2 separate regions of the Homo sapiens genome follow, and region 1 is linked to region 2. A link is an interaction called in ENCODE POLR2A ChIA-PET data of the cell type or tissue named here. Cell type or tissue: A673. All regions are shown on one strand.

Region 1 (8,000 bases), 370 kb after region 2:
CCTGATCGGCGGCAAACTTTGCCTAAACAAGAAATAAATATATGTTTTAAGACACTGAGATTTTTGTGGGCTGTTTGTTATCACAGAATAACCTTTCCTGTTCTGACCTGACTGATACAGCTTTTCTCAATTGTGTTCTGCAAATATTTGACTGTTTCGTCTGTTAGCTAAAATTCTCTAACTTGAGAGCCACTGCTTTCTTTCAGTTGTATTTGCTTTCACTTTAGGTACCTGGGTATGGGGCAGATGAAGACCTTTGGTGAAAAGGAGGTAATTGCTCTTCAGAGATTCTGCTTTAAACACAGATTTTCCCTTAATCACCATGGCACTGCTTGTGTAACACTGTTTGGCATTCCGTAGATGTGTATTGACTTGAGTATTATTTTTAAACCCTCTTGTGCTTGATGTCATGTGAGCTCCAAAGGTTGATTTCTTTTGAGTGTAACAGGATCATTCTAGATGAATACTAATTTATGAACTCTCAGCCCCCTTCCACATCTTTTTAAAACCTAATTCCAGATATTCAATTTCTCCTTGGGCATTCTGAATGCTTAAATGATTGTATATGCTTGACGTGTATTCTATGGCATGGATGTGGCCATTGCCTTATGCTGTTCTCTTTCTCTGCCCTGCTGTGTTCAGAAATGAAGATTTTATTAACAATAATGAGAGAATGTTAATAAGTACTATGGCGTTAAAGCAGCTACTTTGTAGTTACAAGATGAGAAGCTGCTGTTAACAACAACAGCAGCAATACAACAAACCCACAACAGTCTACTTATTGTTCAATAGCTCGTTTATATGCATTACCTTGTTTGACCTAAAGAAAGAGCTAGACTTTTACTATCACCATTAAAAACTGGGAGTTAGAAGTAGTTTGCTTTTTAGCAAAGTAGAACTGCAAAATATGCCTTTAGATTGAGTTTTTCCTATATTTGCTTTTCATATTAATACTTAACAATTTACTTCTTTAGATGTAACAATGAAATAGTAGAATTTTTCAGATGTAATCTATATTTCACAGCCTGAGTGAGGATCAGTTGGCAATTTATATCTGAATCGAAATGAATTATAATCCTGTATATTGAGGTTTTGTCTTCTTTTCCTTCTTCCCCACAACCCCCAGCTCACATCCTTGTCTATCCCACCATAATGTAGACTCCAGCATGGTTTTTCATAAAATGTGAAACATGCCTTCTAAGCTGTATGAGGAAATTCTGACTAGACTCTAGTACTTCTGGGAGGGAAGAAAAAGAAATGGCTGTTTGTAAAGTTGTCATTCTAGATGAGTCAGACTGAAGAAACATCCCCAATGTTCCAAAATAAACAAAAGTTGAACTGATATATCTTATTAACATTTTAAAAAGATAAGACAAATTAATCTAATTTGAAATATGAATGATACACTGGTTCAAGTGGTATTTTAGTTTTTGTAAGAAAACTGTATGACTTGTGCAGGCAATCTGTCTTTCTAGGTCTCAGTTTCTTCCTCTGTAAAAGGAGAAAATTCAACTAGATTACCAGTATGGGTTCTCTAGCACTGATATTTTGTTCCTTCAGCATTCAAAGAATCTAATGGCACATCTGGAATTGATTCACAAAAGAAAGTGTAATCATACCATTTGCCCCCATCCCTATAGCCTCAAACTACTATACCTTTTCATAGTCACAGAATATCCCTTCTCAGATGATAGCATAAATTCAGAAGATTACACTGGGCTTCTCTGTAACTTTGCTCTAATAGGCTAAAGGAAATTACTCCAGTTGAATTTGCATGCTTGCAAACAACGAATCTGTGAAATCAGTGAACTTCACCCAATATCTTTGTCTTTAAAAAATGTTTCTTGAAGGGCCCATAGTCTACTTACGGCCCTGGCATAATTTCATTAATTTATATGGCAAAGGAAAATTGTTTCTTCCTTTTGTCTATGCAGAGAATACTCTAAATTTAAAGCAAATGTAATCTAGATGCATTGTTCAAAATGTTATCCTATTATGTTTCGAAGGGTACATTTTGACTAAAACTGTGACAGTTCTGAAAGATGCTGTTTCTTTTGATAATTTTTGGAAGATGTATTTTTTTCAATGTTGAAATAACTATATATTCACTGGAAGTTGCCAAGGAATGCACAGAGAGACACAAACTTTCCCATGTGTTTTCCATAGGCTATTTGTTGGCCACAATATAAGAGCAGACATGAATACATACAAGAACTAGGAACATTAAAAACATAACATGATATACATTTAATTGTGCTAACTGAAAAACAAGTGACAGCATTAAACCTCTGAACATAGTAGATGAAAACCATCTTAAGAATAAATTATTGTGACTGGGTGCTGTGGCTTACACCTGTAATTCCAGCAGTTGGGGAGGCCGAGGCAGGTGGATCACTTGATGTCAGGAGTTTGAGACCAGCCATGATGAAACCCCATCTCTACTAAAAATAAAAGCATTAGCCAGACATGGTGGCACACATCTGTAATCCTACCTACTCAGGAGGCTGGCTGAGGCACGAGAATTGCATGAAACCGGGACGCGGAGTTTGCAATGAGCTGAGATCGCGCCACTGTACTCCAGCCTGGGCAACAAGTGAGACTCTGTCTCAAAAATAATAACAACAACAATAATAATAATAGATTGTTAAAAGATAACTAACAAATATGGAAGAATCTGAGTACATGGGGATTTAAAAATGTTAGAATGAAAATGAGTAAAACAGAGTCATGTGCTCTGGGAATTCAAAACTTAAAATACATCCTGAGGCTATTGTAAAGAAACTTAAAAAAACCCCACATTATTAAAAAGACACAAAAAAAGAATCAGGAAATGTTACTTTTAAAATTATTCCATAAACCACAACTATCCTCAAAAAGTCGGATAAAGCTGCGTCATATTGTTAACAGCAATTTCCTCTGGATTATGGTACTTGAGTAAGTCTAATTTCCTATGTTTCAATTTCTGTAATACTCCAATTTTATTAAAAAAGCAAACATTTTCTATTGTTATCAAGCAAAAAAGAATCTAGCAAAGAATTATATAAATTATCTACTTCATTGGCTTTGTAACTTGGATAAAGGACAATTCACTCTGCCTTCTCCAGTGTTGACACCTTGCATAACTATAGTACAATGCCAAAACCAGTCGATTCCATTGGTACAATCCACAGAGCTTTTTCAGATTTCACTCCTTATACATAGACTCACTTGTGTCTGTGTTCAATGTAATCATACCATAAGTAGCTTCATGAAAATGTGTTTTAAAAATAAAGCTATAAAGAAATTTGTATTGGGGGCATGTACAAAACATCAATAGTGTTTTTCTCTAACATTAGCTTCTTCAACAGAAGTTCTGCTTCTGATAATGATTGAACATCTCAGTTGATCAGACTTGGAAAGTAGATCAACTTTGCAGTGATAATAACTAAAGAAGATATTTGTAATTGGGAATAAAAAACTGTTTTAAACCACAAAGTTCTACCAAGACAGCCAGTATTTGTGGGTTTAAGATACTGTTAAAAAAAAAAAAAAAGGAAAAATTGAGATAAACCTGGTATTCTAGGCAACTTTTTCTCCTTGATATATGCACTTATATATAAGGGGGATGGGGAGAAATGCTGAGACGCCAAGCATAAAGCATCTGTTTAGGCCGGGCGTGGTGGCTCATGCCTATAATCCCAGCACTTTGGGGGCCAGGGTAGGCAGATCTCTTCAGCTCAAGAGTTCAAGACCTGTCTGGGCAACATGGCAAAATCCCATTTCTACAAAACGTACAAAAATCATCCAGGCATGATGGTGCACACCTGTGGTCCTGTGTACTTGGGAGGCTGAGGCGGGAGTATTGTTTGATCCCAGGAGGTTGAGGCTATAGTGAGCCCTGATCATGCCACTGCACTGATACAGTGAGACCCTGTTTTTTCCTAAAAAAAAAAAAAAAATGTTGAAAGACCCATTGTTTGGAATGGGAGAAAATACTAATTTATACTAGATTCCTAATTTATACTAGATTACACATAGTGTGATCTTTTTTTTTTTGTTAAAAATGCTCATTGTTGCAATCAGAGGTTTCTCTTTTTTTTAAATTTATTTTTATATATTTTTTATTTTTTATTATACTTTAAGTTTCAGGGTACATATGCACAATGTGCAGGTTTGTTACATATGTATACATGTGCCATGTTGGTGTGCTGCACCCATTAACTCATCATTTAACATTAGGTATATCTCCTAATGCTATCCCTCCCCACTCCCCCCAACCCACAACAGTCCCCGGTGTGTGATGTTCCCCTTCCTGTGTCCATGTGTTCTCATTGTTCAATTCCCACCTATGAGTGAGAACATGCGGTGTTTGATTTTTTGTCCTTGCGATAGTTTGCTGAGAATGATGGTTTCCAGCTTCATCCATGTCCCTACAAAGGACATGAACTCATCATTTTTTTATGACTGCATAGTATTCCATGGTGTATATGTGCCACATTTTCTTTTTTTTTTTTTGTATTTTCTTTTTTTTTAAATTATTACTGTACTTTAAGTTTTAGGGTACATGTGCACAATGTGCAGGGTAGTTAGATATGTACACATGTGCCATGCTGCTGTGCTGCACCCATTAACTCGTCATTTAGCATTAGGTATATCTCCTAATGCTATCCCTCCCCGCTCCCCCCACCCGACAACAGTCCCCAGAGTGTGATGTTCCCCTTCCTGTGTCCATGTGTTCTCATTGTTCAATTCCCATCCATGAGTGAGAACATGGGTTGTTTGGTTTTTTGTCCTTGTGATAGTTTACTGAGAATGATGATTTCCAATTTCATCCATGTCCCTACAAAGGACATGAACTCATCATTTTTTATGGCTGCATAGTATTCCATGGTGTATATGTGCCACATTTTCTTAATCCAGTCTATCATTGTTGGACACATAGTGTAATCTTTTAACCACTTTAAAAAGGGTAAACTAACAAAGCTTATTAATAAGGGGGAAAATAAAATAATAAAATGTTAATTAATTAAAAAGAAAGCCAGAAAGTAATGAAAAATAAACATAAAATAGGTAGAAAAAAGAAAAGTATTAGATGACAGATTCAAACTCAAATAAATGAACTAATCTCCAATTATAAAATAGAGATTGTGACCAATTTCATCTCAATAGTTCTGCTTTTTTATCCTTCTTTTGTAGTTTTTCAAATTTGGATTTTTCCCTTCTTCCAGATTTTTAAGAGAGTATCCTCTCCTCTCTTAGCTTGTCCCGGAATTCCTTTGCTTGGTGAAATCTAATCTATGAGACAGAACAGGAAAATGGGAGGAGAACAGCATTTTGCATCTATCTACGACACTTTGGCAGTGAACGTGGAAAAAACATCTCTTTACCTCCTTAGGCTTCTATTCCTTCATGTAAAAGATAAATCCACCGGAATGAATTTTCTCCAAGCCTTTTTCAGGCCTAGGATCCCTTTAAGCCTGGGCTCTGTACCTATGCCATGGGGCTAAAGTTTATCATAATCTCTTATATTTTGAATGCTTTTAAGAGGAAGTGCCAAGAAACTTAAACTTCAAATTTCATCCATCTCTGGTCACATATTCTGTACGCACAATACCTCAAATACAAAAAATAAAGATGAACTGTGTGGCAGGATTGTGGTAAGAAGGTAAGACATACTGTGGTGGAGGGATTACTGGCCCTGGGTTCAGGAGAACTAGGTTCTAAGCTCGATTCTGCTCTTAATTAGCCATGTGATATTGGGCAAGTCATGTGAGTTCTTAGCTTTGCCAGAGAATAAGAAAAGTATATTGGAAAACATTTTATATGTTATATAAAAAAAGAACAAGAACAATAAAAATTAAACGTTTTATTACAAATGAGTTCAAATTAAAATACATGTAACAGATTAGAAAACGATTTGCAACATATCTAAAGGACGAAGGATAAAGTTCTAAAAAATATACAGAGATATTACAAATCAATAAAAAACAGGCAAATAAACCAATAGAATATCAATAGAGGATGTGAACAGGCATTTTGTTGCTAATTTCAGACTTTGGGACAATGTTACGTGTAGAAATGTCCAATAGGAATGTTGTTGTTCATCAATAACCATATTCCTGCTGTCAGATATAAGTTCAACTCATAGAATATATAAGTCTATTAACTACAGTATTTTGATTCAAGGAACTTCACTCTGGTGTTGTATGAAAGCAATGGAAGTAGGAACAAGAGGCAAGGATGAAGACTATACTTGCTCTGCAATTTTAGACATTCCACTGAGTCTTATCTCCTTCCCTAGAAAACTGTGTGTATAATAATATTTGCTCAATTTTCCTGATCAAAGACAAAAATAAATAAGAAATTGCTTTGTATTTTACAGATACAAAGCGTTATTATTATTGAAATATTTTATAAAGTAAACTCTAAAGAAGTCTACAAATGTGATTGGTGCCAGTTACAAGGAACCAGAGGCGAGAATGGGATGATTGTTTTCTGTTCACCAGTTACTGTGTTCCAATATCCTAACTCTGCCAATGAGATATGTGACATGTCAAAAAGTGGCTGTGGCTGGGCGTGGTGGCTCACGCCTGTAATCCCAGCACTTTGGGAGGCTGAGGAGGGTGGATCACAAGGTCAAGAGATCAAGGCCAACATGGTGAAACCCCGTCTCTACTAAAAACACAAAAATTAACTGGGTGTGGTGGCGCGACCTGTAGTCCCAGCTACTCGGGAGGCTGAGGCAGGAGAATCGCTTGAACTCGGGAGGCAGAGGTTGCAGTGACCCGAGATCACGCCACTGCACTCCAGCCTGATGACAGAGCAAGACTCCGTCTAAAAAAAGGAAAAAAAAGGTGGCTGTGATGCATTTTTTCTTTTAATGTTCGTATATACTTGTTCTGCTTTATATTCCCCTGCATGTTCAAGAACTTAAAAGTTATACCAGTAATCCAAATATATATTCTTCAAATAAACAAACTAAACTAGGCAGAATAAAAAGCAAATGTTTCCTTCATCCTTTCTCATCCAGCTTCCCCCTCCTTGGAGAAACATTTGGAATGCATCTTTCTACATCTTTTTTCATGTGTTTATATAAGTATTTAGGTGTTTTTTTCCCACAAAAGTAATCATACTGTACTTGTGTTCTGCAACTTGCCTTATTTTGCTGGTTAACTTAAGAACATGCTTTACAGATCATTTAAGAGTAGTAAATACAACATATTTGATTATTCTTAATTGTTGCATATTATTCCATAAAATAGATATACTATTAAGGTTATTAAAGATGTTTCAACTAATAGATGCACAGTTAGGTTGTTTAAGGTTTGTGTAATTATGTGAGAGTATTTTTGAAGGAGAGATTTCTAAGAATGTAATTGATCAAGCAAATATTTATTACATGTAATTAGATAAATATTGCCAAATTATCTCCCAAAGGCAGAGTTTAGGTTTTCCAAATTGCACTCCCATCAACGAAACATGAAATGCCTTTTCTCCCACACCATCACAACAATGCACATTCTCAAAATTTAATTTTGGCTCATTTGATGAGAGAAAATAACTCACTGGTTAATAGTGAAGTGAAACAAAATTTTACACATACTTTCTATATATCCTTGCGTTTCTTCTTCTGTGAATTGCCTGTTCATATCCTTCACCTGTTTTCTGTTGGATGATTTGTCTGCTTCTTACTGATTTGTTAAAATCTCTTTACAGTTTTTGAGTCTTTATTTTTTGTCCCTTATATATGTTGCAAATATTTTTTCAACTTATTACATGTGTTTTAATTTATTAATGATACCACTTGTCATAAAAGTTTAAATTTTCATTTTTTGTTCTTTTTTTGTGACTTCTATGTTTTCCAGTGTGCTTTTCTAATATTTTTATTGTTTTGTTTTGTATATTAAGGAATTTTTTTAGTAATCTGGAGTTTATTTGGGGATATGATAGGAATTATAAGTTTAACTTTTTTTCCCAAATTGATAGCAAATTATTTCAACATGGTTATAAAAATTAATTTA
Region 2 (8,000 bases):
GTAAGAGGGCTTGATTTACATGTATAGCTTTAGCACGAGAAAACATCTGAGCACACAGGAAAACAGCAAGGAGTTCTGGGGTCCCAGAAGAATCAGATATTACTGGTCACTCCGTGCTCCCATGGATAGGAGCAATAAACCATCCTTAAGAATGAAGTAGATGAGTACGTTTTGCCCCGATCTGATTACTACTCTCAGACTTTTCCTCAAAATAAAACATGATGTATGTATTATTTTCTAAGTCAATCAAAAGTAACTAATGGTAGCACTCTGAATTAAATTGTTAAATATTGCTACTGGCATGTGGGCATACTTTTTTTTACAAAAGGGTCTAATAGAGATAGAAATGATCATTTGAACTGTTATGAATCCATATAGCTCTTAAAAAATGAAATAAAATAAAAGCTGCCCATATCAAGGCTGTTGTTATTGAAAATCCAGAACTGTAGAAACATTTCATCTTCCTCTAGATGGAGGCTGGGGGCCTCCATGTGCATCTTTGTTTTACATGCCCAGCATCCTCCTGACCCTTCCCTTCTTGCTACTTTCAACTTCTCCCACAACACAGGGCTATCTATGGCTGGCAGGGCTGGGAACACAGCACTCTGCACCTTCCTCAGTCGCAGAAGTGGTCACTGGATTCTGGTTGGGTGGATTTTGTACCATATTCTTCTAGCCAAAGAGATTAGTCCAAGATGTGGACCCATGACCTATGCTGAGCCAATCTGAATCCTTCCTTGGAGTGTCTTGAGTGGAAAGTGAAAGGATATTGTCTCAAGACTGGCCTTTTCAAGGTTGGGTTTTATAAGTGTGTTGGCCTTTAAGCCTTATTGCCTTCTTAAAGTAATTTAAGCTAGATGCTTATCACGTGCAATTGAAAGAGTTCCAGCTAATACGGGGGCTTTGGCAGAATGAGAAAGGAGCCTTACTTTCTTTTCCTGACTCCATAAGAATACTTAGAGCAGGCAGAGAAGCACCAGGCCAGAAACATTATGGTGAGCAAACATGGACTCCAGGGACATTCAGGCCTTTTGGAAGAACAAGCATTCATGGACTGCTAATAATTAATGAATTTCAACTGATCAGTGTTCTACAAGTAAAAGTGGCCAATAACCAGAGGCCTAACATCTGGGGAAAAGGCAGGAAAGTTTCCATAAGGATCTGACAGTCTGAGACCTGAAGATGGGGAGTTGTTATTCTCATCTTCCTGGGTCGGAGTCTCCTTTGTCATGTTAACCCTACATAGCATGGTGGCTGCTTCCACTTTAAAATGTCTTTTTCTCACTAACTGAGCTAACACTAGCCTGTTTATATGATTATATTAGTGGGAATATAATTACTTTTTCTGTACTCTTCATACTTCCTGTGGCCTCATCAAAATACATAAGAGAAACTTTTGGTCTGAGTAAAATGAAGTGCTAGGTAGAAAAGTGAAAAAAATAGCCCTCAAGGAAAAAAAAAGTAGCAATTCTAATTCTGCTCTCATGAATTATCTTTGGAGTCCTGAATATCTATTAAAATTTCTGACATACCTGTAGATTTCTGCTCAATCATAAATCATGAAAATATAGAAGAATTGGGTATGCTTTGGTACAAAGAATATGCACTTTCATTGAAAATGAACTCTATAAAGGTGTATCAAAATGAATCTTTGCTGTTATGCAAATTAGCACTGGGCCAATTCTAGTGTGGCATCCTTTGCTTTGTCGAAATGTATCCAACTGTGATGGATCCTCTGTCCATTGGTTTGTAGCAAGTAATTTACATTTGTCAACTTTCATTTGTATGTAGATAAGATAACTGACATTGAAAACCCATCTTCTTATCTTTCTCAATGGAAGAGTTAATCTGATTTACCATTTTCATGATGTATACTCTGCATTCCTCTTCAGTATCTTCAAATTCCAGGTAGTTTTTGACTGATTTGTTGTGTTCCTGCTTTTACATCTTATCTTATGAAAGAACATATACACTCTGTTAAATTAGATCTTAGGGCTTTTAGCCCTCCTCAGACTTTCTCTACCATGCCCCAAAGTATCTCATCCAATAATTAACATTTATAATTATTTAACAAATCTGTATTGAGCCAGACATTGTTCTAGATCTGAGAATTTATAAAATAGATGTTCATTTCAATTAATATGATTGTTATTTATCTCATTTAATATTTCATAAGAATTGGCATCTAGAAAGAAATGAAGGAAGAAAAACAGGAAGGAAGAAAGAAAAGAAGGGGCTTGTCTCTTTATGAATGCTACAGTTTTGCACATGGTATACATGCCTTATTTTTTTTTTTTTTGCCAAAGATCCAGAGCTCTTAAATTATGTGATATTATTTTGTAACAAAATAGTTGAAGGCAGGATGTGAAAAAGAAACCAATGCAATTTACTTATAATTAACTAAGACTAAGTTTAAAAACGAAAAAAAAAATGGCTTACTCTCAGTGGTGCTACTGTTGAACTGTCATCTAAAAGCTTATATAATTAGTGGAAGCATGTTAATTGAATTATGGCAATTAAGTCAGCCTTGAGACAAGAGGTTCCCTCCTGATTGACGAGATAGTAGTAATTCTGCAACCCATTTCCCCTGGTAGGAAGTTTCGGGACTGTGTCTCATCCTGCCCCTTAGTATTTTAGCTATGATGAAGTGGCCAAATCTTGATTTCTCTGGTGTTAATTATCCACTTTGCGGGTTTTCTGGGCCCTTGGATTCTTCTCTTCCTTTCTACAGGGTTACCAGGTTGACAGCATCAGTGGTAGGCTAGAGCCATGAAGAGGTCATGCAATTTACATCTGTTGTTTTTGCTACCAAATATCTTCATCAGTAAAAGATAAGGAGTGGGAGGAATGAAAATATTTGGGGGGTTGGTGTGGAGAAAATGATTATCTTTCCAGCCTTTCTTTGATAGCATCTTTTTTTTTTTTTTTTTTTTTTTTTGAGACGGAGTCTCGCTCTGTTGCCCAGGCTGGAGTACAGTGGTGTGATCTTAGTTCACCGGAACCTCCACCTCCCGGGTTCAAGTGATCCTCCCCTCTCAGCCTCCCAAGAAGCTGGGATTGCAAGCGCACACCACCAAGCCCACTAATTTTTGTATTTTTAGTAGAGATGAGGTTTCGCCATATTGGCCAGGCTGGTCTCAAACTCCTGACCTCAAGTGATCTGCCCTTCTCGGCCTCCCAAAGTGCTGGGATTGCAGGCGTGTGCCAGCACGCCCGGCTCTTTAATAACGTCATTGTTGATTGAAGTGTTGAGAAAAGACTGAAGCCAGAGTTCACATGAGTTTGGGGACAGTTTGGGGACTATACTTGTTCATCTTAACCCTTTTTATAGAGCCTGCAGAGTGAGCTAGCAGCATGTATATCAGGTCCTGTCCCCAACCTGATATTAATAAATGAAGTAGCCTTGGGAAATTTCCTTCCTCTCTCCAGGACTAATTTACTCTACAAAACAAGAATGTTGTAGTTCCTTTAAACTACAAAATTCTATACTTTTTGGTCTATTCACAAGCTCAGGTTCATGTTTTCTAGGGTTTTGAATATGGATTGTTCGCCTCATATGTCCTGGGGTGACAAAGCTGCGTGGGCAGTGTGTATGCCAGCCAGACATACCGATGGGAAGTGGAGCAGATGCCACTGAGGACTGTCAAAGGGTCGGTGTTGTGGATACCTCCAGAAAAAGAAAGCAAAAGAAAAGCCAACAGGGAGGAAGGGGTGGGAGGACCATACTGAAATGTCTGAAGACAGCGGTCCTGGGGAAGTTCTGTGAGCTGGGCCAGCTACGTAACATGCAAGGCTACGTAACGTAACAGGGCTCGTTGCAAAATTAAAACACGGGGTCTCTTGTTCAAAAATCAAAAATTTCAAAATGGCTACAGCAGAGCATTCAACTAGACGCAGGACGCTTCTAAGTGCCAGGTCACATGCCGGTGAAGTGGGCCCTGTCTGTGGGCATGGTTGGTAGGGATTAATCCTGTTTCCAGGGGTTGGAATCACAGCAACCTCCCCTCCCTGGTCCCCTGAATCTGCAAGGCTCACTTCAAGTCTGCTTTTCATTCAGTGCTATGCTTCTTTCTTTCTTGCTTTTTTTTTTTTTTTTAACAGTGCTGCTAGCTGTATAAATATTTTACAGTTCCCCTATGAAAAGTTTCCAAGGGGCCCATGTTGAGGGAAAAAAATCTTTGAAAGGATTTTTTCCATAGCAATTAAAACCTTTCAAAGCACCGAGAGCTCCCCAGTCCCACTTTAGTGCAACAAACCTCTATTTTTTTGCCCAGTTTGGATGGCTCTGGGTCTGAAAGTAAGCCAGCCTCTTTGTTTGGTGACTTTGCAGGTTGCCGATAGACATTTGGAATTTAAATTCATTAGATACATGGCAGAGCCGTGGATGGAACTGGGATGGATTTAGAAATGCTGTGATCAGAAACTCTAACCCCTATTTCCTGTATCTCATTTACTGGGGTAAAATGACTATAAATCAACCTAAAGCTCATTTTAGCTCCCCAGATGAAGTCAAATGTACACTCTGACTTATGCATATACCATTTTTAGTTAACGCACCAATAAAAATAATTGTGCAAGCCTAAATTTGGAAGTGTTCCCAGCGTTTATGACAAAACTTAATAAAGCCAGGCACATTGAATGTAATATGGGAATTTTATTGAAATGAAATTAGTCCATCATGTAAGCTGCACGTTTTCCTCAGATTTCTTGGACTTCATATGAGAGCTCTCCTGGGGACCCTAATAGGGTCTTGCAAAAATTCAAGTCCAGTATGTAGAGACACAGGGCTCACACGCAGACTCTGCAGCTGGTAGGATGGTGCACTGAGTTTCCATGCAGCAAACCACACACACTTCTCCAAGCATACCCCTACTCTTTTCACCCTGGTTCTAAGCAGCAGATATATTGTTGTGGTTTTACTCAACACACGAGACTCCTGGAGAGATGGGGGTGGGGGTTCATTTGTAATTCTAGTAACAGTGGTATGTGCCAGAAACCTATTATGTAACTTCCCTGGGGAAACAGCATGGTGGGAGCCATTGTGGATGTTCATATAGTTTGGTTGCTGAGCTGTATTTAGGCATGAAAGCCAGGGGGCTGTGAGATGCTTTTTTCGCTGCTCAAAGGAGGAAGCAGTATTTATTTCTTTGAAATGTGGGGTTGAGGGTGGGGGTGCAGGGACGAGAAGATGTGAATAAAGAAATTGAAGTTCTGATATAGATTATATTACATTTACAGTGGTCCTCAGACTTTAATGAGTACATTAACACTTCCTGGGGTGCTTGTTTAAAAAAACTGTTCCTGGCTGGGCGCGGTGGCTCACCGCGCTGTAATCCCAACACTTTGGGAGGCCGAGGTGGGTGGATCACCTGAGGTCAGGAGTTCAAGACCAGCCTGACCAACATGGTGAAACCCCATCTCTACTAAAAGTACGAGAAATTAGCTGGGCGTGGGGGGCACCTGTAATCCCAGCTACCCGGGAGGCTGAGGCAGGAGAATCACTTGAACTCGGGAGGCAGAGGTTGCAGTGAGCCGAGATCGCACCATTGCATTCCAGCCTGGGCAACAAGAGTGAAACTCCGTCTCAAAAAAAAAAAAAAAAAAAAAAACTGTTCCTAGGCCCTAACTCAAGAGATTTTAATTTATGACACCTAGAACTATACCTAACAACTTGTATTTTAAATAATACCCCAGATGATTTTGACAGAGGTAGTCTAAGGATCTCAGTTTAAAATACTTCTATCTGGTTAGTCATCAACAACAGCAAAGAAACTTCAATATCTTTAATAAATATTTGTTTTTGAGGTGTTACCATGTGCTGAGCATAGGGGAAGGTCTTCCAGCCCAACTACTTCACTGCATTTGGACCATCATCTTGGTAGGTGTCCAGTTTATTTTTTAAAATCTCAGGAGACTGATACAGTCACGATGAATACGTTCTGAGAAATGCATCATTAGGCAATTTCATTATCGTGTGAACTTCATACAGTGTGCTTACACAAACCCAGATGGTGTAGCCTGCTATACACCTAGGCTCTGTGGTATAGCCTGTTGCTCCTAGGCAGCAAACCTGTACAACATGTTACCATACTGAATACTGTAAGCAATTATAACACAATGGTAAGTATTTGTGTACCTAAACATATCTAGACACAGAAAAGGTACAGTAAAAAATACAGTATAAAAGATTTAAGGCCGGGTGTGGTGGCTCACACCTGTAATCCCAGCACTTTGGGAGGCTGAGGCAGGCAGATCACGAGGTCAGGAGTTCAAGACCAGCCTAGCAACATGGTGAAACCCTGTCTCTACTAAAGATACAAAAAATTAGCCGGGTGTGGTGACACACACATGTAATCCCAGCTACTTGGGAGGCTGAGGCAGGAGAATCGCTTGAACCCGAGAGGCGGAGGTTGCAGTGAGCTGAGATCATGCCATTGCACTCCAGCCTGGGCAACAGGGCAAGACTCCTTCTCAAAAAAAAAAAAAAAAAAGTAAAAATAGTATACCTATACAGGGCTCTTCTCATGAATGGAGCTTGCAGGACTGGAAGCTGCCCTAGGTGAGTCAGTGAGTGAGGGGTGAGTGAATGTGAAGGCCTAGGACTTTACTGTACACTACTGTAGGCTTTATAAAGACTGTGCACTTGGGCCACACTACATTTATATTAAAATTTTTTCTTTCTTCAATAATAAATTAGTCTTAGCTTACTTGTAACATTTTTACCCTGTAAACTTAATTTTTTTAACTTGTTAACCGTTTAGTAATAATGCAGCTTAAAACACACATTGTACAGCTGTAAAAAATTTTTTCTTTATATTATTATTCTGTAAGCATTCTTGTATTTTAATTTTTTCTTTTATTTGTAATTTTTTTTTTTGTTAAAAACTAGGACACAAACACACACATTAGCCTGGGCCTACACAGGGTCAGGGTCATCACTATTACTATCTTTCACCTCCGCCTCTTGTCTCACTGGAAGGTCTTCAGGGGCAGTAACACATGCGGAGCTGTCACCTCCTATGTTAACAATGCCTTCTTCTGGAATACCTCCTGAAGGACCTGCCTTAGGCTTTTACAGTTAACTTTTTAAAAATAAGTAGAAGGAGGTATACTCTAAAATAACAATAAAAAGTAGAGTAAATACTAAGTGATAGGACTTTTTCAGCTCTGTTATAATCTATGGGACCATTATGGTATATGTGGTTTGACATTGACCTAAAAGTGGTTATGTGGTGCATGACTGTACTTCATAGCTTTGTTTTATAGCTTGTTTCAGTGCTTACTCACCATTGCTGTTTAGACTTTTTTTCTTAGGTTTATACAAATTTCTTCTTGCTGAAATTCAAGCCCATTTCTCCCTGGTTCTTCTTTAGAAGGAATAGAGACTAGTCGGATGGTGTCTTAATAATAATCCTGTATGTATTTAAAGGAGACTAGAGTTATCTCCCCTATTAACCCACAGACAGACAGATTTGCTCATGGCTCAGTGGCCAATTTCCATCTGTAAGGCTTCAAACCATTAGGTCCAAAGATGGCTGAATTAGGCCTGTACCATACGGGGGTGTCTCCTTTGATTACCTTCCCCAAAGCCATCTTGGTGGGACTTGAGGGATTTAAGGAGCTATTGTTGGACACCGACATCACCATTTCCACAGTCCATATGGAGAGAGTGATTATCTTTTTTACTTTCTCTTAAATGCAGTTCTTTCTACTTCCCTTCATCTTCCCTAAGCTTCATGTCTCTAATTAACAGATTATGAAACTTCTAGACCTCTTGGGCTAGAACAGAAAATGAATTGGAAAATTCAAAGGGAAATTGGACAATGCCTTTTCCTCTTGGTGACAGCATTAGACAGCCTCTGAGGTGGCCTCCTGCTATTCACACTTTGTGCAGTCACCGGCCTTTGAGTGTGGGCAGGACCTGTGACTTGTTTCTAGTTGATAGAATATTGTAAAGGTGATGGGATGTCATTCATGTGATTATGTTACATTGTAACATA

The links. ChIA-PET counts read pairs that join two places held together with the same protein. Peaks named below come from ENCODE experiments on the same cell type or tissue, not always from the same donor. Only the 100,000 strongest peaks of a DNase experiment are listed, where the experiment ranks them.
Region 1: POLR2A ChIA-PET joins it to region 2 with 11 read pairs; 2 of 35 experiments call an interaction of 5 or more read pairs at or near these places.

Annotation. Positions count from the first base shown.
Region 1 is chr9:14,044,901-14,052,900 of GRCh38, reverse strand. No RefSeq gene overlaps it. Among named protein-coding and RNA genes, the nearest start is that of LINC00583, 120 kb to the right of the region's middle. In A673, no CTCF peak of the experiment used is centred here; no DNase peak of the experiment used is centred here.
Region 2 is chr9:14,415,384-14,423,383 of GRCh38, reverse strand. It overlaps a transcript of NFIB not described here. Among named protein-coding and RNA genes, the nearest start is that of TRH-GTG1-6, 15 kb to the left of the region's middle. In A673, no CTCF peak of the experiment used is centred here; DNase peaks (open chromatin) are centred at 4,383 and 4,963; H3K4me3 peaks cover 1,121 bases; H3K27ac peaks cover 2,485 bases.